Regions from separate parts of the Homo sapiens genome. Here region 1 is linked to region 2. A link is a loop called in an ENCODE intact Hi-C map of the cell type or tissue named here. Cell type or tissue: HepG2. All regions are shown on one strand. Links, peaks and the distances in the headings refer to the core of each region. The heading gives the core; the rest is flanking DNA.

What was found. Hi-C counts contacts between places; a loop is a spot of excess contacts. Peaks named below come from ENCODE experiments on the same cell type or tissue, not always from the same donor. Only the 100,000 strongest peaks of a DNase experiment are listed, where the experiment ranks them.
Region 1: it touches region 2 in a loop (17-fold over the local background); 10 of 110 quality-filtered maps call a loop at or near these places.

Annotation. Positions count from the first base shown.
Region 1 is chr5:94,963,101-94,974,908 of GRCh38, reverse strand. The region is part of intron 2 of MCTP1 (multiple C2 and transmembrane domain containing 1); the gene reads left to right. Among named protein-coding and RNA genes, the nearest start is that of MCTP1-AS1, 9.7 kb to the left of the region's middle. In HepG2, for the core only: CTCF peaks have their summits at 5,560 (motif pointing left) and 6,195 (motif pointing left); a DNase peak (open chromatin) is centred at 6,208.
Region 2 is chr5:95,841,306-95,853,113 of GRCh38, reverse strand. LOC124901029 (a long non-coding RNA gene) reads left to right here and starts at 409. Exons shown (of 3, transcript XR_007058876.1): 1 at 409-528. LOC102724720 (a long non-coding RNA gene) reads right to left here. Exons shown (of 3, transcript NR_157807.1): 3 at 3,257-4,273. LINC01554 (long intergenic non-protein coding RNA 1554) reads right to left here and starts at 882. Exons shown (of 3, transcript NR_026936.1): 1 at 400-882. RefSeq lists enhancers at 6,001-6,050, 9,894-10,003, 10,014-10,133. In HepG2, for the core only: CTCF peaks have their summits at 5,935 (motif pointing right) and 9,826; DNase peaks (open chromatin) are centred at 2,533, 5,953 and 9,783.

The DNA.
Region 1 (11,808 bases), core at 2,648-10,647, 880 kb after region 2:
TCATTACCATGGTCATTTGTGATGTATTTTAATCACATTGTAATATAATTGCTTGAAATTATTCCAGTTAATGATAGTAATTAATCTACAAAAGTCGTGCAACTATTTGTATTGTTATTACTTATGGTTTTAGCTGATAAGGAGATTTTTTTGGTTTTTTTTAGGGTCATAATCATTTTTTTCATGCATATATTCTATAGGATCTGGTTATTTTAATGGCACTTTTTTGATACTTAGGTTTATTTATATAATATTTGTAATTAATTATAGGCTTTTTCTCTTGACTTAACAAAGCCAATGAATCCTCTGAAAATAATAATTACTACTTTTTGCTGTATACTTATGTATTATTATTTTTCAGGGATAGGGTCTTGCTCTGTTGCCCAGGCTGGAGTACAGTGGCACAATGAGAGCTCACTGCAGCCACCAACTCCTAGACTCAAACAGTCCTCCTGTCTCAGTGTCCCAAGTAACTGGGACTACAGGCATACCACCATGCCCAGCTAATTTTTTAAAAAAATTTTGTAGATACAGGGTTTTACTGTTGTTGCCCAGGCTGGTCTCAAACTCCTGACCTGAAGAAATTCTCCCACCGTGGCCTCCCAAAGCATTGGATTACAAGTGTGAGACACTGTGCTTGTTCTATTTATGTATTCCTAAATGATTAGGAAAAATAGATAATTAGTAACTGTTATCTCAATTGAAATAAATCATTCCACATATGAAATCAGAGATTTGATAACCATTTTAATATGTTTGTAGTTCTTTATTTAAATTTAATTATATTGAGTCAAGTTTTCAGATTGTTAAGTAATTATATTACTTTGTCTTCATGTTGAGTAAGATGAAGAAAAATTGCTAATAGTTATTGAATGTTTATTTTGTGGGAGGAACTGTGCTAAGTACTTGATATGTATTATGTAATTAAACCCTCACAATGACCTTAAGGAGGTTCTATAATCGTCTCCATTTCTATCTATGTGCATCTTCTACTTGTGCAAGTCCACACAGCTTGTAAGTGCAGGAGCAGAGATTGGAACCCAGGCTTTCTAACTTGGAGGTCGAACTGTGAACTACCCTGTACCACACTAAACCATCTCTATTACAGATGGAGTGGTCATGAGCCTTTTCATCCCCCTCAGAAATATACTAAGCAATCTCATACCTTTTAATTATATTTTTCTATAGAGCACCATTAAGCAATTTTATTTGTTGCAGAAAGACACCCAGTTTTAGGCTTCTGAATAAGTGCCTAGCTTAGCAAAGGTAATATATTAACAGTAATGTATGTCATTCATACAAGCCAACAAATATTTATTGAGCACTTGAGTACCTGCTTTGTGGCAGGTTCTGGGATGCAAAAATGGTCTCTGTCTTCATACTATTTTTGGTCTAATGGAGACAAAAGACACTAAATAACTCATCTTCCCCGTCAAATTCACTGAGTGGGTGTAACCAATACTCTGTTATGCTAATGGCACAGAATTAATAATTGCCAAATTGATTGAGATCCATGGCTTCCCTAGTATACAATCTTGTCTCTCATGGGGGAACCAGGAGATAGATTATGGAAGGGCTGAGCCCAAAAATAATAGTTTGAGGTAGACGGGACAAGTCGGTTGATCGGAAAAGATGACGATGGTTAGGCATCACAGTGTAATGAAGTAAATTTGGAATCTAGAATCAAATAGCTCTTGTAATGGATTCTAGAGCTGCCACTGCTTACAAGTTAGGTAACCAGGTCAAGCAGCCTAATCTTTCTGAACCAGTTTACTCATCTGTAAAATACTGAGAATACTAATTTATTCATTTGCTTGACAAACATTTATTAGATGCCTCCTTTGTGCTAGTTTAACCCAACTCACAGGGCTAGAGTTATAACTAAATAAAATATTGTATTAAAAGCACAAGGCACACAGTAGATACTCAAGAAAGTTAGTTCTCTCCCTCCTCAACCCAGTGGTTTTTTTTTTGTTCATTTAGTGGACTTTGCCTTTCAGTTCTGTAAATGAGAAACCCCCTTGCCTAAGAATGGCCAGGCTATGGGAAAAGCTGGTTCATCCCCCATAGTCTTATTAAACTGAATTGAATGGGACTCACACAAAATTGATTGGCTCTGTGAAGTCATATGAATCATTCTAATTAAGAAACATGCTTTTCTAGAAGGAAAATCTATTTGAAAAGTTGTTTCTTAATTAGAATGATTTAGGATGCAAACTAAGCTTCTGGTAACAAGAGACCCAACTTTTCTGATAATTTTTAAAATTATATTTTCTTCCACATGAACCCCAGAAAGATCTAGAGCTGATGATATGGTTCTGCTCTCATCACTGTGTGGTTTCCATCTCTTGTCTAAAGCAACTGCTCCATTTTCACCATAAGACCCAGAAGTTGCATAGGTCACTTATTCTCACATCCTACCAGGAAGGACATGGGTACATGGCCACACCTGTTGCTTGGAGAATAAGATATTCTCTGAAGGGAGGACCAGGCATTCCGCTAAAACTCACAGAGACTCTATTCAGTGATAGTGAAGGGAAAGGGGGAAAATGGCTGTTAAGGGTTCAACCTGCCACAGAAGACAAATTAGGATCCATAGTCTCCATGGTAAGAGTGTAAGATGATAAAAATTTACTCCTGTTTGTGCAAAATCTCCTGAACAAGGAGAAGCTTTGAATACTGATGCTGAGCCAGAGTTCTGGGGCCTGGGTTCCCCACAGCAGTGCTTGTGGGTGCAGAATATGGACTGAAATGTAGTCCAAGAGGAATAAAATGGCCTGATTTGTATATGATGGAGAGAATTCCATTAGGACTTAGAGGATGGGTTTGAAGGAAGGCAGAGAGACCACGCAGAAGGCTCTAAATAATCTAGATAAGGAATGATGGGGCAATGGTGGCAGAGATCATTTCAAGAGATGTTTTACCAATTGAACAAAGATCTTAAGAACAGATGTCAGGTGGGCTAGGCTGAACTGGTGGGCTAGGTTTGTTGCAAATGGAAATTTAATAATTAGAATCCACAGGACTTAGGAATTTGTTAGAGTAGAATGAACTGTGATTATAAATGGACCTCAAAATATTTAATGGCTCAAATGTAATAGAAGTTTATTTTTAACCTACATAAGAGTCCAAGGCAGGTGCTTCTGATTGGCAGATGGCTCTCTGTGTGGTGATTTTGGAACTCAAGTCTCCTTCGACCTCACATCACTTTTAACTTGTTTTATTTTAAGAACTACATTTTGTTCCTTGGCATATTTAGCAATGGAAATAATACCATTATTGAATTTATAACAACTCTGAATTGAAAGGTATAAAGCAAAAGAAGTGCATATATAGAATAAACAGATTATAGAAGCATCCACTAGTGGGAAATGTCTGTCTGATTATTGACCTTTAGCAATAATTAGTTTGGGAATTCAGAAATTAAAACACTTCTACTCAAGTTTCACTAGTTTTCTACATATTTAACTTTATCTTGCTAGAACCTTGATGATAATTTCCTAGACACACTTAACAAATGATGCTCTGCCCCATTTTTTTTTAAATTGCATTCATTGTTTACCTAAAAGGGATAAAAATTTAATAAATTTTAGAAATAATTCCTTTAAGTATATTAATGAAACAGGTTTTGGTGTTCTACGTGGTAATTTTTAGTTTCCTAGAAAATTCATTTATGTGGAATGGCTTATTCTCTGTCAAAGACATGCAAGAGAGGTCTTATCAGAGACCCTCAGAGAAATTTGGGAAATCCCCTCATTTTAAGGATACAAAACTGTATACAACAGAGCCTAAGTGACTTTTCTAAGATCATAGTTCTTGTAGACATGTAGACAATAGACACAACTAACTCTTTGGCTATAGGAGTACTGGGACTGCAGAATCCAAATAAGAAGAAAATCCCAGAATCATTGCAATTAATAATACCCAGTGTGACCCACAGATGAAAAGGGCTGAAAACGAAGAAAAGCCCGTTGAAATTGATGAATTTTTAAAAGTTATTGGTGACACTCAAGGAAACAATTTCAGAAAAGTATTGGGATAGCCAAGAAAAAAAAAAAGGATTGAAGAGGCGTAATACTTTAGGGTCTATTTTTTAAAATATTCTGATTTTTTAAATAGGAAAGTTAAAGTTCTTTTAAAAAACGTTTAATTTTTTAGATGTGATTTTTTGTTAGGATGGCTATATAAACATGGTAGCATATTTCAGCAGAATTCTCAGGAAAAATAGTTTCCTTTCGGTAAAAAAAATTAATAGTACTATATATTGTATCTACTGAGTCACTGAGTCAATTACCAGTCATAGAGCGAATTCCTGGAGGAGACAGGAGTAAGGCCCTTTGGAAAAAATGACATCTAGGATAGTTGTTGTAGTTGCTCAATGTCACCAAGTAATATACAACTTACATTCAAAATTAAAGCAATCCATATTTTCGTTTACCTAAACTTCCAGAAGTTATCAGAAAATTGCATTTAGATACCACCTGCTGTTTATGTCAGATATGAAAGGGAATTTGAATAAGTTATATGAATAAGTATATCCCAAATACATCCATACATATATATCCCAAATTTGAATAAGTTGTATGAATAAGTATATCCCAAATACATCCATACATATGTATCCCAAATTATTCATGTTATATTTGGGATACAACATGAATAATTTCGTCTTGCATGTCTTCAACTCTGCATTTAGGAGAGAAAACTAAGCCTAAAGGTTACCTGAACTGCCTTCTACTACTCTTCAGGAAATAAATATACCTAGTGCCATCCTATGCTACACTTTACCATACTATTATTTTAAATTAATCTATGTGCTATATCATGGTAACTTACCAGAAATTTTAAATTCATTGGAATATTCATGTTCATTATGGAAAAAATGTTGGTTTACTTTTATTTTATTATATGAAGCCACCTGTGATTATAAACCTCTTGCATTTAAATTTTAATATATTTAGTTATTTAGCATTATGAAATATTTCCATCCTAGGGCATAACAAGTCTCCAGCAAAAAATGAGGGAATAGAATAGCTTATGGAAATTATTTTAACACATCCATAAGGTACCCTTTTTGAAGATTTTTAAATCACTGATGTTTTGAATGTCACTATTTTTACAACCTCTCAAATGTGAAGGACCTTATTCTACAAGGATACCCTCTGTTACAATTGGACAGCAAAGGTAGCTAGCTTTAAATATTTGTAGGAAGATCAGTTATCTTCAGAAAGATCCAGCTTAAATTTTAACTGTCCCCACAATATATGTGTTCACTGCTTTTTTTCTTTTGTCTTTTTTCTTATTCCTCCTCCTCCTTCTTCTTGTGACACTGAGTTGCAATTTGGCATTGTTTTCGATGAAGACTTAGCATTATTGAGTAGTTGTAGATTTCCCAAAACGTGAGTAGCTGTTTCTGTTTCATTAAGTGCTAGGTTTGGAATGAGACTGATTTAAACTTGTTAACCAGGAGGCTTATTTATTCTGAGAATGAAAAGCAAGAGTATCATTAATAGACAGCTATTTACATTTTAAATATCTTTAATACTAGTTTAAGGGAAGATAGGCTGCCATCTTGTGTATGCTGTGTTTATTGCTACATAAAAATGGACACATTCAGACCACGTTTAGTTGTGTTGTCTTAAATAACATAAAAGGCTTTAAATATTACACAGAATGTTGAAGTGCCCATCAGTATCCTGCCTTGTAAAAAATAAATAAATATAGCATTAAGAACATGTACTCCTTTGCTACATGAGTAAACATTATAGAAACCGTCCAATTCCTCTTTTTAAAGGAATTTTATTCCAGCATTTAGAAAAAATTGATATTTCCTAGGTCTAGGATAGTCTAGAACTTTTAGACCATGGAATTTATAATTACAAAATAATGTTTTTATAAACAAATTCTAAAGTTAAGGCTACCTGACAAAATGAATATGTGAAAGGTTGTTCTTGAATATGACATTAATAACAAAATCTGAATTTTACTGTAGGGCGAATACTTTCTAGATTCATCTTTCGTACTTTTTGACTTGTTTTCAATTCATTTATCGTCATAAAAAGTATGTCAATGAAAGTAATGGTCCAGATAATAACAACAAAGCATATGCTGCCAGAAAATGCCTGGGAACTTCAAAGTGTGCCCTGCAAGGCGCTCTAACCTTTGGTTTCAATAGCAGAACCACAGGCCTCTCTTTAATTTGATAAGTACTATTGCCATCTTGTGGTTTTATGCAATATTGCAACAAAACAGCACTGGCATATGAAGCTATTGATTTTTTTGAGTCTTTCGAACCAACAAACTAAATCCTTTTTGTATAGTATGTTTATTGAAGATTAACCACATACCACATATTAGTGACTTGGATTTCCTGGGAGTTCTATTACAATAAAATTATTTAAATCCACTGTAAAGTCAATAATAATATAATCTTGAAAACGTGTAATTTCCCTATAATGAAATATAAGGAAGTAACATTTCCCAAAGAGAGATCCAAGGATTGTTGGTCCTAAAAGATGCACTCAAGAAAAGTAGGCCTCATAGTCAAAAAAACTTAGTAAGTGATGCCTGTCAAGCCTCCTTCTTGGAAAGTCATAGTGAACGTTCAATTATTTAAAGGCTACAGAAAAGGAATCTATTTAATTTTCTTCTAAACCAGTATTTTCCAAATATACTTGACCATATAACTCCTTTAAAAAATAAATAATAGCTATTAATGTCATCAGATAATATCTTGCTAAAATATACTTGGTAAAAACACTTTCAAACATAGATTAGTGCATTAGTTAAAAATCTTTCACTGAACCTAAATTAAAAGAACAATGTCTCCAGTTACCCATGTTGGAATCACAACAAGCTGAGGGTCTTGAAATATTAAGGACTCTCAATCACTAAAAGTCCCCTAAGTTAAGAATTTGAAAATGATTAGAAATTTCTTTTTAATACTTGGCTATTAAAATTATGAAATTTTAATAACAGTACCTAAAAGCCACTAAGTGATGGTTGGAAAGAGAAATGTAGCAAATTTTATCCTATGAAGTCAAAACAAAGCAGAGAAAATTAGATGACGAACTACCAAGAGTTGTTCGCCTGGATCTGTTTTTCCTGTGCTAATGAAATTTGCTGACATATTTACCACTTTTAAACCAGGTCACCCTGTGACCAAGACCACACGTTTATAAAATATTGCGCCATCATAATACGTTTTTGGAGATCCTAACAAGCAGCCTCTGTCTCTCTCTGACACCAGTCTCGAACATCTCTGTGTCTATTGCAGACTGAAAAATCTGTCCTTGAATTTTAACTTAACTCTTCAATCTACTCTTGTTAGCTGACATTTTACTTCTTCAAGCCATTGGATATTTACAGTGTCATCAGGGATATGACACCCAGCATGAGAAGTGTTGTGTTTGGAGACAGCCTAGTGTAGCAGTTAAGTTCAGGTTCCAGCAGCCTAGTTGTATGACTTTGGGGAATTTACTCCCTTATTTCATGCTGCAGTTTCTTCAGCTGTGAACTCAAGATAACAATAGAACTCATCACATTGGCTTGTTACGTGGTGTGTGATAGCTGATATAATAAGTGTTCAATAAATGTTAGCTATAGTGATCTAAGTTCCCTTTTATAATGGAAGTGGTACCATTAAGACCCAGCAGACCACCCAGCAGGATTCTAGGAACCATCTCTACCCAACCTTCAGGGGATTTTGACACTTAACCTACACAGTGGTTGAGAAAAAATGTTTCTGGGAGGGAGCAAGAAGCAAAATGCTTCTCAAAAAGATTAACATCTGAGTGTATAGGCCTCTGTGCTAAATTACTAAAAGTTGTATCAGTATTTTTACATAATAGCCAAACTAAATGAAGTTGACATTGTGTACTACCAATAACTGCAGAGAAACCCAATAAGGCCAGATTTTGTGCGAGTGCGTTTTTTGTAAAATGATCATTCCTAGTTTTGAGGGGAACAAAGAAATAGATCATTGTAACAACACTTTGAAATGGGAGAAGGCTTTGTGATCATGTGCAAGAAAAAGCACTAGCTGAACTAGCCCTCAGATTTGAGATTGAGTTTGGGCCCTGCCACATCCTTGGTTTTGTTGTTTTTTTTTTTTCGAGACAGAGTCTCGCTTTGTCGCCCAGGCTGGAGCGCAGTGGCACAGTCTCGGCTCACTGCAACCTCCGTCTCCCAGGTTCACGCCATTCTCCTGCCTCAGCCTCCTGAGTAGCTGGGACTACAGGTGCCCGCCACCACGCCTTGTTAATTTTTTGTATTTTTAGTAGAGACGGGGTTTCACCGTGTTAGCCAGGATGGTCTTGATCTCCTGACCTTGTGATTCCCCTGCCTCGGCTTCCCAAAGTGTTGGGATTACAGACGTGAGCCACCGCGTCCGGCCAGCCACATCCTTATTAACTGTATGACTTGGAGCAAGTTATTAACCCTTCTTGGTTTTCTCATCTATAAAATGGAGGCAATAGTAGACTCACTGAGATAGTGGTGATTAAACAAAAGTATGAGAGCTTTATAGACCAGAATAAATACTTGTCAATAGTGGTATTATACGTAGTATTGCAACAATTGCTTAATACTTTCACACAGTAGTTATATGCCACTGTTTTAGAGTTAAAGAAAAATATGGGTGTCTGGGATTCCTAAACTGTTGAATAGAAGAAACATTGGGCTTGGAGTCTGAAAGTCTAAATATGCCCTCCATTCCTGTCACTTATTAGCTTAATTGTTACGATATTTTGGGCAAGTAACATAAAATTCCAGATTGTTCCTCACCTGCAATGTAGATTGATATTAATAATATATGCTTTTTCCAACTCAAAGTCAGTTTGAGGATTGTTTAATCTGTTTGTGCTGGTATAAAAAAATACTTGGGACTGAGTAATCTATAAATACACAGTTATAGATTTCTCATAGTTCTGGAAGCTGGAAGTCCAAGCACCGGCCGGTTTGGTGTCCAGTAAGGGCCTGGTCTCTGCTTCAAAGATATTGCCTTGTTGCTGGGTCCTCTGGAAAGGAAAAAACATTGTGTCCTCACGTGGCAGAAGAGACAGAAGGGGAAAACATCCCCTCAAATCCTTTTATAAGGTATTATTCTATTCGTGATAGAGTCCTCATGGCCTAATCACTTCCGAATCACTGCCTCTTAATACTGTTACATTGAGGATTAGTTTCAACATGAATTTTGGAAGGGAAATAAATGTGCACGAATTTATCAAATAGCAAGAATGTATTTGATAGTACTCTGTACACAGATTCACTTATTCATTTACTTATTTAACAAATACCTGTTGAGACTAAGAAGAGTAACATCAGCAAGATGGCAGAATAGGAGATTACACCCCTTGTCCAGTCACAGAAAGACTGATAAAAAAAACCATCCACACACACAAAAATACTTCCCTGAGCTCTGGATTCCAGGTGAAAGGTTACACCACACTAGTGGAGTACAGAATGGGAAAAGGCACAGTAAAGGGCTGGAAGGGCAGTTTCACTCTACCTGAATCATTTTCCAAACCAGAATGGTGTGAGGACTAGAGAGATCTCCTCTGTTCAGAGCTCTCCTGTAAGGAAAAGAGAGTGAAGTGGATATCTGACTTCCCCACAGACCTAGGCTCCAGGCCCACTCTAGCACCAGCTGGTTCCAGCAGAAAGAGAAAAAAATGGCATCCAAGAATACTTTACCCAGAAAGTCTTTCCTTCAGAAATGAAGGAGAGATATAGACTTTCTCAGACAAACAGAAGCTGAGCAAGTTCATCGCCTAAACCTCGATTATAAGAAATGATTCAGAGAGTTATTCAAGCAGAAATGAAAGGATGCTTCTTAGCCAAACATGAGAGCATAAAACTCATTAGTAAAGATAAGAATATAGTCAAATCCAGAATTTGACCAATAGTTATTATTCTAATACTATAATGGTGGTGCATAATCATTTTTAAATTTATTATGAAAGTTCAAAGACAAAATTATTAAAAATAACTATAGCAAAGGATTTACAAAACAACTAAAAAACAGTTAATAAAAGAGCAATAATAAGGTCTTACCTATCAATAATTACCTTTAATGTAAATGGATTAAATTATCCAATCAAAAGACAGAGTGACTGAATGGATTAAAAGAGAAAGACTCAACTATATACCACCTACAAGAGACTTACTTCACCTTTAAGGACACATATAGATTGAAAGCAATGGTATAAAAAAAGATATTCTATTTAAATGGAAACCAAAAGAGAGCAAGCGTATCTGTACTTATATCAGACAAGACAAACTTTAAAACTGTAAAAGAAAGATGATAATTATGTAATGATAAAGGTGTCAGTTCATTAAGAGGACATAACAATTGTAAATATATATGTACCCAAAATTGGAGCACCTACAAATATAGGGCAAATATTAATAGATCTGAAGGGAGAGGCAGACTGCAATACAATAATAGTAGGGGACTTCAATGCCCTACTCTCAGCAATGAACAGATCATCTAGACAGAAAATCAATAAGGAAACATCAATCTTAAACTACACTCTAGACCCAGTGGACCTAAGAGTCACATATGGAATATTCTGTTCAGCAGCACATCATTCTCAAGCACACACAAAATATCCTCCAGTTAGATCATATGTTAGGCCACAAAACAAATTTTAAGAAGTATAGGAAGATTAAAATCATATCAAGTATCTTTTTTGATCACAGTGATATGAAGCTAAAAATCAAAAGCCACAGTATAACCAGTATGATGCTAGCATAAAAGCAGACACATAGGCCAACAAAGCAGAATACAGAGCCCAGAAATAAATCCATCATATGTAGTCAATTAATTTTTGACAAAGATGCCAACAACATACAATGAGGAAAAGAAAGTCTCTTCAGTGAATAGTGCAGAAGAATGAAATTTGACCCTTATACTATATAAAAATATCAATTCAAAATAGATTAAAGACTTAAACGTAAGACCTGAAAATGAAAAACTACCGGAAGGAAAGATAGAGAAAATGCTCCTTGACATTGGTCTTGGCAATGACTTTTGGGATATGATGCCAAAAGCACAGGCAACGAAAGCAAAGATAGGTACATGGGAATACATCAAACTGAAAAGCTTTTGTGTAGCAAAGGAAACAATCAACAAAATAAAAAAGCAATCTATGGAAGGGGAGAAAATATTTGCAAACATACCTCTAATAAGGAGCTAACATCTAAACTATATAAGGAACTACTACAACTCAGTAACAGAAAAACAAATAACTCGATTACCAAAACAAAATGGCAAAGGACCAAAATAGAGATTTTTCCAAAGGGGACATACAAATAGCCAGGAAGCATAAGAAAAGGTCCTCAACATCAGTAATCATCAGGGAAATGCAAATGAAAACCACACTGAGGTATCAAATCACACCTGTTAGGGTGGCTATTATTAAAAAAAAAAAAAGAAAACAAGTGTTGGACAGGATCTGGAGAAAATATGACCCTTGTTCACTGTTAATGGGAATCTAAATTGGTGCAGCCATTAAGGAAAACAGTATGGAGGTTTCTCAAAAAAAAAAAAAAATAGAATTACAATATTACCTAGCAATCTCATTTCTGGGTATTTATCCAGAGAAAATGAAATCAGGATCTAGTAGCGATATCTGCACTCCCATGTTCATTGCAGCATTATTCACAATAGCCAAGATATGGAAGCAATCTAAATGTCTATCAATGAATGGATAGTGCTATAGTTTGACTGTATGTTTTCCTCCCCATCAAAATTCATATGTTGGAACCCAAGACCCAGTTTGATAGTTTTAAGAGGTAGAGCCTTTA
Region 2 (11,808 bases), core at 1,857-9,856:
TTTCCTCCTTAAGTTTTGACCTTCTTCTGTCCTGTGAGCTCCTGTTGAAAGGGGGTATTGGCTACTCTGGCACTCTGCATCAGGAAAGGAGTATAAGGGAGGGAAGGTGGTGAGCCCCAAGCATTAGAACCACCATTCCTATTCCCATTTGCTAACATTCCCATTTGCAACTCCAGCCAAGATTTACCTTTAGCTTTAGGAAGAAGAGCAATAGGGGTAAGTGGTTTGTTGTCAGTTTTTAGAATCCATGCTTCCTTCTTGCTTCCATAGCTTCTTCAGCATTGCCTTGCAGGAAGGAGCTACAGCCACGCCAGTTGGACAACTAGCAGGAAGTGGAGATTCTGAATAAATGATTAATCAATTTCACCTAGCGGGACAATTAGAAGAGGAATAACTTACATGTGAAGCAGAGCTGGGTGCCAGCTTGTCATGGCCTGGACTGTTGGCTCTCTCTGTGATCCCACTGTGTCTGGAATTGGTGGGTTCTTGGTCTCACTGACTTCAAGAATGAAGCCGCGGGCCCTCACGGTGAGTATTACAGTTCTTAAAGGCAGTGTGTCCAGAGTTTGTTCCTTCTGATGTTCAGATGTGTTCGGAGTTTCTTCCTTCTGGTGGGTTCGTGGTCTTGCTGGCTCAGGAGTGAAGCTGCGGGACCTTCGCGGTGAGTGTTACAGCTCTTAAGGTGGCGCATCTGGAGTTGTTCGTTCCTCCCGGTGGGTTCGTAGTCTGGCTGGCTTCAGGAGTGAAGCTGCAGACCTTCGCAGTGAGTGTTACAGCTCATAAAGGCAGTGTGGACGCAAAGAGTGAGCAGTAGCAAGATTTATTGCAAAGAGCAAAAGAACAAAGCTTCCACAGTGCAGAAGGGGACTGGAGTGGGTTGCCAGTGATGGTTGGGGCAGCCCGCTTTTATTCTCTTATCTGGCCCCACCCACATCCTGCTGATTGGTAGAGCCCAGTGGTCTGTTTTGACAGGGCGCTGATTGGTGCATTTACAATCCCTGAGCTAGACACAAAGGTTCTCCACGTCCCCACCAGATTAGCTAGATACAGAGTGTCCACACAAAGGTTCTCCAAGTCCCCACCAGAGTAGCTAGATACAGAGTGTGGATTGGTGCATTCACAAACCCTCAGCTAGACATAGGTTGCTGATTGGTGTGTTTACAAACCTTGAGCTAGATACAGAGTGCTGATTGGTGTATGTCCCTGAACTAGACATAAAGGTTCTCCAAGGCCCCACTAGAGTAGCTAGATACAGACTGTTGATTGGTGCATTCACAAACCCTGAGCTAGGCACAGGGTGCTGATTGGTGTGTTTACAAACCTTGAGCTAGATAGAGAGTGCACATTCGTGCATTTACAATCCCTGAGCTAGACATAAAGGTTCTCCAAGGCCCCACCAGAGTAGCTAGATACAGAGTGTAGATTGGTGTATTTACAGTCCCTGAGCTAGACATAAAGGTTCTCCACGTCCCCACCAGACTCAGGAGCCCAGCTGGCTTCACCCAGTGGATCCCGCACCTGGGCTGCAGGTGGAACTGCCCGCCAGTCCCACACCGTGCACCCGCACTCCTCAGCCCTTGGGTGGTCGATGGGACTGGGCGCCCTGGAGCAGGGGGCGGCGCTCGTCGGGGAGGCTCAGCCGCACAGGAGCCCATGGAGTGGGTGGGAGTCTCAGGCATAGCGGGCTGCAGGTCCCGAGCCCTTCCCGGCGGGAAGGCAGCTAAGGCCTGGCGAGAAATCGAGCGCAGCGCCGGTGGGCCGGCACTGCTAGGGGACCCAGTACACCCTCCGCAGCCGCTGGCCCGGGTGCTAAGCCCCTCATTGCCCGGGGCCGGCAGGGCCACTCGGCTGCTCGGAGTGCAGGGCCCGCCAAGCCCACGCCCACCCGGAACTCCAGCTGGCCCGCAAGCGCCGCCTGCAAAGCCCCGGTTCCCGCTCGCGCCTCTCCCTCCACACCTCCCTGCAAGCTGAGGGAGCCGGCTTCGGCCTTGGCCAGCCCAGAAAGGGGCTCCCACAGTGCAGCGGTGGGCTGAAGGGCTCCTCAAGTGCCGCCAAAGTGGGAGCCCAGGCAGAGGAGGTGCTGAGAGCGAGCGAGGGCTGTGAGGACTGCCAGCACGCTGTCACCTCTTACCACTATCATCTTCGTCATGCAGTCCCTGATAGTCCTACCCTTGACCTCCAGAAGTTGATGCTCCAAGCATGAGGCAGGGGCGCCTAGAGTTCCTGACCTCAGTGACCTCATTGATTCCTGTGTTTAAAGTTTCTGAGGAACCTGAAGGCTGACTCAAAACTGCCTGAGATCTTTCTTCATCGTTCAGTTCAAACACAAGCCACAATTGCCTAGGCAAGTAGAAAGGGAAGGTAGATGTCAGCAAAAGCCTGGCTTGCCTGCTGCCACTGTAATGAAGACTGGCCAGAGAAGCACAGACAGGACCGAAGAGCTTCACGTTGTACAGAACAGCAGGTCTGGGAAACAATATGGCCTTGCTCGGTGATCACTTACAGAGAAGTGTCCTCAATGTCTCCTTCCTCAGAGAAACAAAGCCATTTCCTTGGCAACAAAACCCCATACTTGTGTACTTTGCTAAAAATTTACAGTGCAAGGCCAAGGCTGATTGCATGTGTGCACTCATGCTGAGCTTTCGAAACAGGCTTTGCTGATGCCCATCTGCCAACAAACCACCTTTTAACCCTGTGTCCTTAAAAAGCTCAGAGTTATAATTTTCAAAAGTTCTTAAGTTCGGCTGGGCATGGTATCTCACGCCTGTAATCTCAGCATTTTGGGAGGCCAAGGTGGGTGGATCACCTGAGGTCAGGAGTTCAGGACCAGTCTGGCCAACATGGTGAAACCCCGTTTATACAAAAATACAAAAATCAGCTGGACGTGCTGGCGGGTGCCTGTAATCCTAGCTACTCAGAAGGTGGAGGCAGGAGAATTGCTTGAACCCGGGAGGTGGAGGTTATAGTGAGCCAAGATTGCGCCATTTCTCCAGTCTGGACGACAGAGCGAGACTCTGTCTCAAAAAAAAAAAAAAAAAGTTCATAAGCTGGAGAATGAATAGTCTTTCTTCAAACTAAAAAAAATAGTTTTTATTTTATTCAAAATTAAAAACTATTTATTAACTTCAAAGACTTTGACTCTGAAGTTAGACCTGAATATGCCAGCCTTTTTCCCACTGGAGAAGCTCAAAATCTTCCCAACCATTCCCCTAGATGCCAGATGAAGTATTCCTGAACACATATCATTACTTAAAACTTGGGTTAGAAACATTCTGTTATTGAGATTTATATATTGTCATTTATGTATGCTCTTATAGAGATATAATTAAAATATTACAGAGACACATTGTTCTAATACACACAAGATACTGGTGAGTTACTAGATCATAAGGGCTATCACATATTATGCTTACCATGTGCTAAGCACTGTTTTAAGTGAGTTTTACACATACTAATTTACTTGGGCCTATCAACAAATATAACAAAGACCAGAGCTAATAAACAAAAAAAAGGATGGGCAGATGGATGGATGGATGAATGGATGGATGGGTAGGTAAGTAGCGGGTAATAATAGACTAGATCGATAGATAAAAATTAAAAGTTGAGGTCAGGAGCACTGGCTCATGCCTGTAATCCCAGCACTTTGGGAGGCCGAGGCCGGTGGATCACTTGAGGTGAGGAGTTCAAGACCAGCCTGGCCAACATGGTGAAACCCCATCTCCACTAGAAATGCAGAAATTAGCTGGGCATGGTGGCACATGCCTGTAGTCCCAGCTACCCAGGAGGCTGAGGCAAGAGAATCGCTTGAACCCGGGAGGCAGAGGTTGCAGTGAGCCAAAATGAAGCTACTGCACTCTAGCCTGAATGACAGAGCGAGACTCCAACTCAAAATAAAATAAAAGCTGAGTCTATTGACTTGCTAGCCACAGGAATACAGGATAGGGAGAAATTTACTGAATTAAGTAGTAGCTCACTGAGAGGGAAAATTCAGAGTTGTTAAAGGGCTTGCCAGGGTAGGTTCATGTGGTTATTGCTAATTAAGTGTTGAAATCCAGTACTTTGCAAAGAACGGAATGAATCTAAGGTTGTAAATAGAGTTGGTTAAAAGAAGCCCCATTGCTCGCTGTTGGGAAAAAGTCTTCAGTTAGGACCAGTAAGAGCCTAGCGTCCCACAGTCATTCCAAGTTCACAGTTCTTTATTCAGCTTCTGCTGGTTTGGAGCCAACCTTGAGACACACAATAGTCAGTTATGATCCATCCTTGAGAAATGCTCCTGTAAGGAGAAAATGTTCTTTTACATTCCTCACAACAACTTTTTAAGGGGGTGCAATTATTATCATCCTCATTTTCCAGAGCTGGAGACTAAGGCACTGAAATACTATGTGATTTGCCCAAGGTCAAGCTAGAATTCAATCCTGGGAAGTCAGAGCTCACACTCTTAACCCCTCTTCTCAGCCAGCAAGCACAGATTCAAAACCAATTGTTGATATGTATGTTGCCTATTTAAAATAATTCATTATTAAAATTATACTTATAAAGTTGTTTTTAATTTCAACTAAATTAAATGAACAAAGAGTACTGTGTATGATTAGTATTATGGCTACACACCAGTTTTAACTTGAGATCCGACTTTAACCTTTGCAAACTGCTGTGAAATGTTGGATATTTTATGAAAAAAATAGGAATATTTGCCTCTTTTTTTTTTACATCTGTTGTCGTAGGAACCAAGTCTGTCTCTACAATCATACACATTATACCAAAGCCATCCTGAAGGAGTGAGTCTTTTAACAGTCCCCCTGTTAAAGACTTTCTCATTCTCATTACCCCCACTCACCCTAGTCTTACCTTCTACATCACTTTAAAACTTTTCTAATTAGAAATTAGAGGAATATTTTCTAATCGAAAATGAACTGCACTTCTTTGCCCATCTGTCTCTCTCCTTGTATCTGCAAACCATTTAAAGGTCATCACCTTGAGCTCTTTCAAGGGTAAATCATCTCCCAGAGTTTGAGAGGCACAGAGATGTACTGCAAAATCCATGACCATCATCTTCTTACCTTTTGGAAAGATTTAGTTTTGAGAAATAGAGGATATCGGATCAATTTGATAATTAAGAAAGTCGACTGAGCTGTGTAATGCAGTTTTTTGTTCCAAACAAGTAGGACCCAAAGTAATGTAATATGATTTTCATGTCACCAGTATAAACTAATACAAAGGCAATTTTAAAAGAGAAGTCCCCAAATTGTCTTGATCAGTGGTGGTTATATTGGCATAAAAGTACTGCCTCTGAAGATGACTCCTTTAGTGGTGATAATTTTTTGGATATGTTTTATTAGGTTTGTGGAAAAGCTCAGTATGACCACAGCATAAGCTATACCTCATATGTACCTCAAATTCGAACATATAGACAACTGCATGGCTTCCCTTGTTGACCATTCTAAGGGTTTGAAGGTAATACAGGTGGCAGAATAAGATTTTATTAGAAGAAAGAGTTCCATGGCTAAGAAAATGTTCAGCACAGGGCTAGTGTATCCTTGAGACTTTTCACAACACAAAGATTCTAAGATTCAATATTCCAAAAGATCTGTGGCAAACTGAATAATTTTCAGAAGTGAGTTTCCACTGAATTAGCCACATTCTTTCTCCTAATTCCTCTTGTAAATGATAGCAATCATTTACAGGCTAATATTAAGCATCTTATCACTGAGAACTCTATAATAAGTCTTCATTATGATGACACTGATATATTTGGAATAATTAGTAAAAGACTAAAAATTATGTCCAGTATAGTTTTTGCTTTAAAGCATATTTTAAATGGGATTGTTTTTGGAGAAAGGGAATCTCTGAAAGCGATTTAACTTAATATTTACCCATTTACACTTCACTGGGAAGATCATTGGTTCATCACATGCACTGTTCTTCACTGCCACTAGGTGGTGCTCCAGCCATAATGTCTCTTCCTGAGCCTCCAGAATCTGTTCACTACATACTGCCCTAGGGTAGGTCCCACTGAACATGGCTGGTCTTGCAAAAATCACATCCAGTGTGAGGTATGTTTCTAAGCTCCCTAAAGTTTACACATAACCCCAGACTGAGGATGACAGTAAAAAAGCCCGCTATTCAGGAAAGCAGAACTCGACCCACAGTGGAAAGAAAACAACTAAGGCAGGTGGGGTAGTAGAGACAAGCCCAGGCTTTTCCCCCTGATGGTGTCTTTAGTAGTAACCTAACCATCTACTGCAGTGGCTGGCCCAGTGACGCTGAAAGGTGAGGCTATGCAAACATCTTCCATGGCCTTCCAACTACCACAGCTTGGCCAACACGAGCACCAGGAAAAAAAGATCTGGGAGACGGACCAATTATGGGGACCTTAGGTCTGTGCCGCCCATCTGTGCCTGGTACCCATGCTTCATATCTATCCAGATTTTATTTGCTTTGGGCTAGCAGCTCACCATATGCCAGCACAGGCGACTTGCCCCAGGAGGGCAGACCTTTCCCTGGACTGTGAACAAAATTTATCTCCCCATTTCCTGAGTTCTTTCAGTTACATTCTGTACCTTACTAGTCAGTTTTGAGTCAGTTTCCAAAAGAAATGCATAGAGGTACAAGCTTCAAAGAAAGACAATCTCCATACGTGGTTCAGTGTACAAACACGGGCAGTGTGTGTGCATAGTCACAAACGCTAAGTGGCACAGAAAAAGAAGCAATCTGCATGAGTCAGGGTATTAAAAAGGCTTCACAGAAGATGTGGCACTTAAAAACAGGACTGCAATGTTGGGAGATGGAAAAGATCTTGGAGAACATCTGGTCTGAGGCTCTGAAATAGTTCATCTGAGTCTTTTTTTTGAGATGGAGTCTCTCTCTGTTGCCCAGGCTGGAGTGAAGTGGTGCAATCTCGGCTCACTGCAACCTCTACCTCCCGAGTTCAAGAGATTCTCCTGCCTCAGCCTCCTGAGTAGCTGGGACTACAGGTGCCCGCCACCACACCTGGCTAATTTTTGTATTTTTAGTAGAGACTAGGTTTTGCCAAGTTGGCCAGGCTGGTCTCGAACTCCTGACCTCAGGTCAGCCGCCCTCCATGGCCTCCCAAAGTGCCGGGATTACAGGCATGAACCACCAGGCCTGGCTGTTCATCTGAGTCTTAAAGGCTCATGAAGGTACCTCAAGAGCCATCCTTGAGGCCAACCAAGGAGGCTTCCAGGTCCCACCCACATTTTAATAGCAACAGTTTTATCTGTTTATTTATGGGGGTTCAGTGTAAGTTCTGTTTGAACAAAGAATTCTACTCCTTTTTTTAAAGTTGGAACCATTGATCTAGTCCAAGCTGCTCATTTTACAGATAAGATCACTGAAGCACATTGAGAACTTTCCCAATCTCACACATGGCTTGAATTGAAAAGGTAGGGAACATTTTGGATATGTAGAAGAAGGGTGATATGGTTTGGCTTTCTGTCCCCATCCAAATCTCATCTTGAATTATAATCCCTAAGTGTTGAGGGAGGAACCAGTGGGAGGTGATTGGATCATGGGCGTGGTTTCCCCCATGCTGTTCTTGTGATAGTGAGAGAGTTCTTATGAGATCTGATGGTTTAAAAATGTAGCACGTCCCCTTCCCTTGCTGTCTCTCTCTCTCCTCCCACCATGTAAGACACGCCTTGCTTCCCCCTTTGCCTTTCACCATGATTGTAAGTTTCCTGCAGCCTCTCCAGCCATGCTCAACTGTGAATCAATTAAACCTCTTTTTTTTTAATAAATTACCCAGTCTCAGGTATTCTTTATAGCAGTGTGAAAATGGACTAATACAAAGGGAGACCAGGGTGTCTGCAGGGAACAAGAAAGAACCACATCTCCATCTGACCCACAGGTTAGAAAAGCATGTTTGTCAAACTATATGAACCTAAAGGCAGTTTATATTTGCTGACCAAGTTCTATTCAGAGATATATATCCTCTTGCCAGAGACACAGACATGCAAACCATATTTACTACTTACTAAACCCCAAACCCATACTCATCAAACTTGAAAGGTAATAGAATACTAATTTCCATTGTCCAGATGACTCTTCTCCATCTTTTAACAAAGTTATTTCCTACTGTTTCTCAGAATGGCTCCCATGCAGTTAAGAAAAAGACAGTACTCCATGCTGGAGATGATAATCCAGGCTCGGCAGTGGATACACTGGCAGATGTTTAGCAAATTTTATATAAATCGATCTTATTGTAAAATGTTGATGCTTCCTCACCAGCTCCTGTTTCCTCCTTATTTTACAAAATGTGGAATTAATTTCAGACTAGAGCTTAAATCAAGCACCTGAGTTGGGAAGACCAAAAGTCAACACAGAGGCTAACCCTTGAAAAGAGCTGTGAAATCTATAATTCAGGTCACAAGGAGGACTCTGTTGCTTTTCCACTCTGCTGGTGAAGAGATAACAGAAGGTACCCTCTCAGTTTGCCATTGTATTTAGGTGAAAGATGCCCACCTCAAACCCACTCAAGCACAAAGAGAATTTACGAGCCCACGCAACGGGAAAATGCAGGGCTAGCTCACGCTCAGCTGGAGAAGGAGGAGCTCAAATGGTGTCAGGAGGAATCCATCTCTCCCTCTCGTTTCTGCTTTATCCTGTTGTCTTCATCCTCACTCAGGCTTTCTTGGAGAGAAGGCAAAACCCCAACAATTGCAGATATACAAACTCCAAGTCTCTGGCCCAGGGGCTCCAGGTATTGAGTTGCATCTCATTGGCTCAAATTGCCTCCCATACCGCTTCTTGGATATATTGCCTTGATCGCATGCCTAACCCTGGCACTAGGATTTGAGAATTTACCAGAGGTTACCTCCTGGTAGAACTGAGTCTTAAAAGAAGAACCTAAGCCAAGGGCTAAAAGTAGTGGAGGGGTGGCTCCCCAAGAAGAAAAGATAGATTCTGTTTCAGGAAGAAGGGATATTGAGCAGGTCAAACCACAGCGGTGTACTCCCTTCACCTGCTCAGCCCTGTGCCTCTCTGTGCTAATGGATAAGGCACACCTGATACCTTTGGAAGGCTCTAGAGTAGCTAAATCATAGATACTATTAGCCAAGCTAGCCTGCCCATTCAGTTGTGTTCATTGAACAAACATTTATTTATAGTAAGCTGCAAACTTAAACTGAGCCCATGCAGGGAGGTTTATTGGGTAAATCAACTTCCCAGAACTACTGCGTCAGGAATTGCCACAGGCTTCTTGTTGGCCAAGCCCCTGGGGCCACACTTCGAGTCTTGGCTGACTGTCAGCTACTATTTTTTTTTTTTTTTTTTTTTTTTTTTTTTGCCTTTCTGCAAGCCCCAGGTTCCAGGTTTTTTTTTTTTCTTTTTGCCTCTGGTTCCTAGGTGTTTTCTCTTCTCCTAACTTTGGCTAGGCACAGGACACATCTTTCCAGCTACTTCTGACACTCTCGAAAACAAGAAACAAGATTTTTTTCTTCATCAGGACTGGAGATTTACTGGGGACAGGGAAATCTTCGAGGATTCAGAAGACCTCCTGCTTCCTTAGGGTCATTATTCCTGATCATCACCCTTTTCCAGTTCTCAACCTTCATGGCATTTCTGCCTCCTCTTCTGTGGCTGAAGTGGGACTCACAAGCTCTCTCACTCCTGTGCACTGGCAGTGCCAGCTACCACTTACTAAGCACCTACTCTAGGCCAGGCCCTGTGGAAAACACATTATCAGTATATCATCTCAAATGCTCCTCCCCTCTCCTCTGCGGTGAGTCCTGTGACCCTCACCAAAGAGGAAACTGGAGGCCGGAGAGATTAAGTCACTTGCTTGCATTCTGTGGCCAGTGAGTGGCAGCCGAGGAACTGGGACTGGGTCTGCCTGGGACTGAAACCACGCTCTTCACCACCACACTGTAGTGCCTTCTGTGGGCCTCTACTTCAGGAAGCCCTTTTCCAACACGTGAGCCTGAAATCACAGAATGGTGAGAACAAACGAGGGTGCCTGGAACACTGCTCAGGAGCCCCCAAAGACTCAGGAAAGCCATTGGCACGCCTCATGACCACAAGGCTGAGTGATTTCAATCTCTATGTCTGACAACGCACCACCCCGCAACGGCATGCACGGAAGATTTATAATGGGTTTTCTTCATGTATCACCCCTGCTGGTATCAAACCAGAACCACCTCTATTTTATGTAGTGTTTCTCAACCATATTTTACTCATGTGCCCTTCTGATATGTGCAAAATTCTTACTATCACCATCCCAAATGCTGGGGTGGTCCCCAGGGATTTCTTTCCTCCCACTGTGATTTTTGCATTACTCCATCTCACCTACCAGTTCCTGTAGTTTGAATTACAAAATTCCCCTCCTTTATTTTCCACATATAAAATGTTTATGTAATATTAAATATCAGAATACATCTAGACATATTTAAAATATTAACGCCCCAGATCGCGTTGGCCCCAACCAATCAGAACTGCTGCTGGTCCTTGCCGCATGCTGCTGAACTGCAGCCTAGCATTAGCCCTGTGTATACTTCCAGGAGTCCTACAATACTTCCTGGGGGCACCTCTCCCACCACCACAACTGGGAATCCTGAGCTTGGATCTAGTGTTTCTGCTAATGTTGCTATAGAATTCAACTAGGTGAGGAAGAAACAAAAATGGAGATTGCATCATTCTCTTTCTCCTTTCTTTTATGGAAACCTTCCTCCCAACCAATTGCTTCATCATGTTGGGGTTGGCCTTGCTCTCAGTACAAGGGATGGAATAATCCAAGAGGAGTAACAACAGCCAGGTGTGTCACTGTGTGTCAGAATAATGCCCCATGTGCATTAAGTTGCTATCAAGGGGCATCACCCTTTCCTCATCTCAAACTCCGACTATGAGGATATCCAGCTGGTGTCTATATGGCAGCCACCCACTTGTTCCTCCTGAGGGAATTGCCTTTGGGTTTTCAGATCATGAGGAAATGAGGCAACTAGTTTCATAATTCCTGAATGTTGACCCAGTCCTGGAAGAAGTCAACGCCCAACTGGAACATTACTGCTCTTGCCTGTGTCAGAAGAGGAACAGGATGACATGGCAGGAATCTTAAAGTGCCTCCAACACCGCCTGTGAATCAGTACTCACAGGTCAGAGCCTTCAGGGTGATGTTGAAAGGCAGGAATACTGCTCAGCCCAGCAAAATAGCAGGGCCTAAAAAAGACGGGGCCAGAGTTGGGGGGAAGGAAAAAACAAATTAAGTGCATGTCGGACACCATCTGCTGATTCCCAAAACTAATAGGAAGGTCTTTGCAAGGATTGCCATTCTCTACTGGAAGATTCAGAGGAGAAAAAAAAAACTGTGCAACAAATGCTATATTTTTGTTCACAAACATAAGGTATATTCAATTCAATCCAATTTTATGGAGAGCCTCTGGGTCAGACTGCAGGGCATGTAAAGGTGCATTCTCTTCATCTCTCCACTAATGCACATAAGGGGAGCTTAGTCCAGAAATTTCTGGGATTCAGAGGAGGGAAAAAAACTGAAATATCAACCCTTGAGATATTTTTAGTATCACCTCAAATCTCCAATGCCTTGGCTGGGGAAACCCCAAAGTTCCCCAATATTAGCAATTCCCCAGGATTTCAACTCTCTGGGTCCTCTGACCTCAAGCTCCTGAGTACCCCCCAGGTACCTCTGAGCTCTCCAAAAGAAAACACTCACACAGAAAGGAAAGTCATGTTGGAAACTCCAATAACAGGAGACTGGTTGAATGTATGAGGGTACATTCACAAAATGGAATTGTGAGTAGCATTCTAAAAATGAGTTAGGGGTACATCTGCTCAAGGTCAATT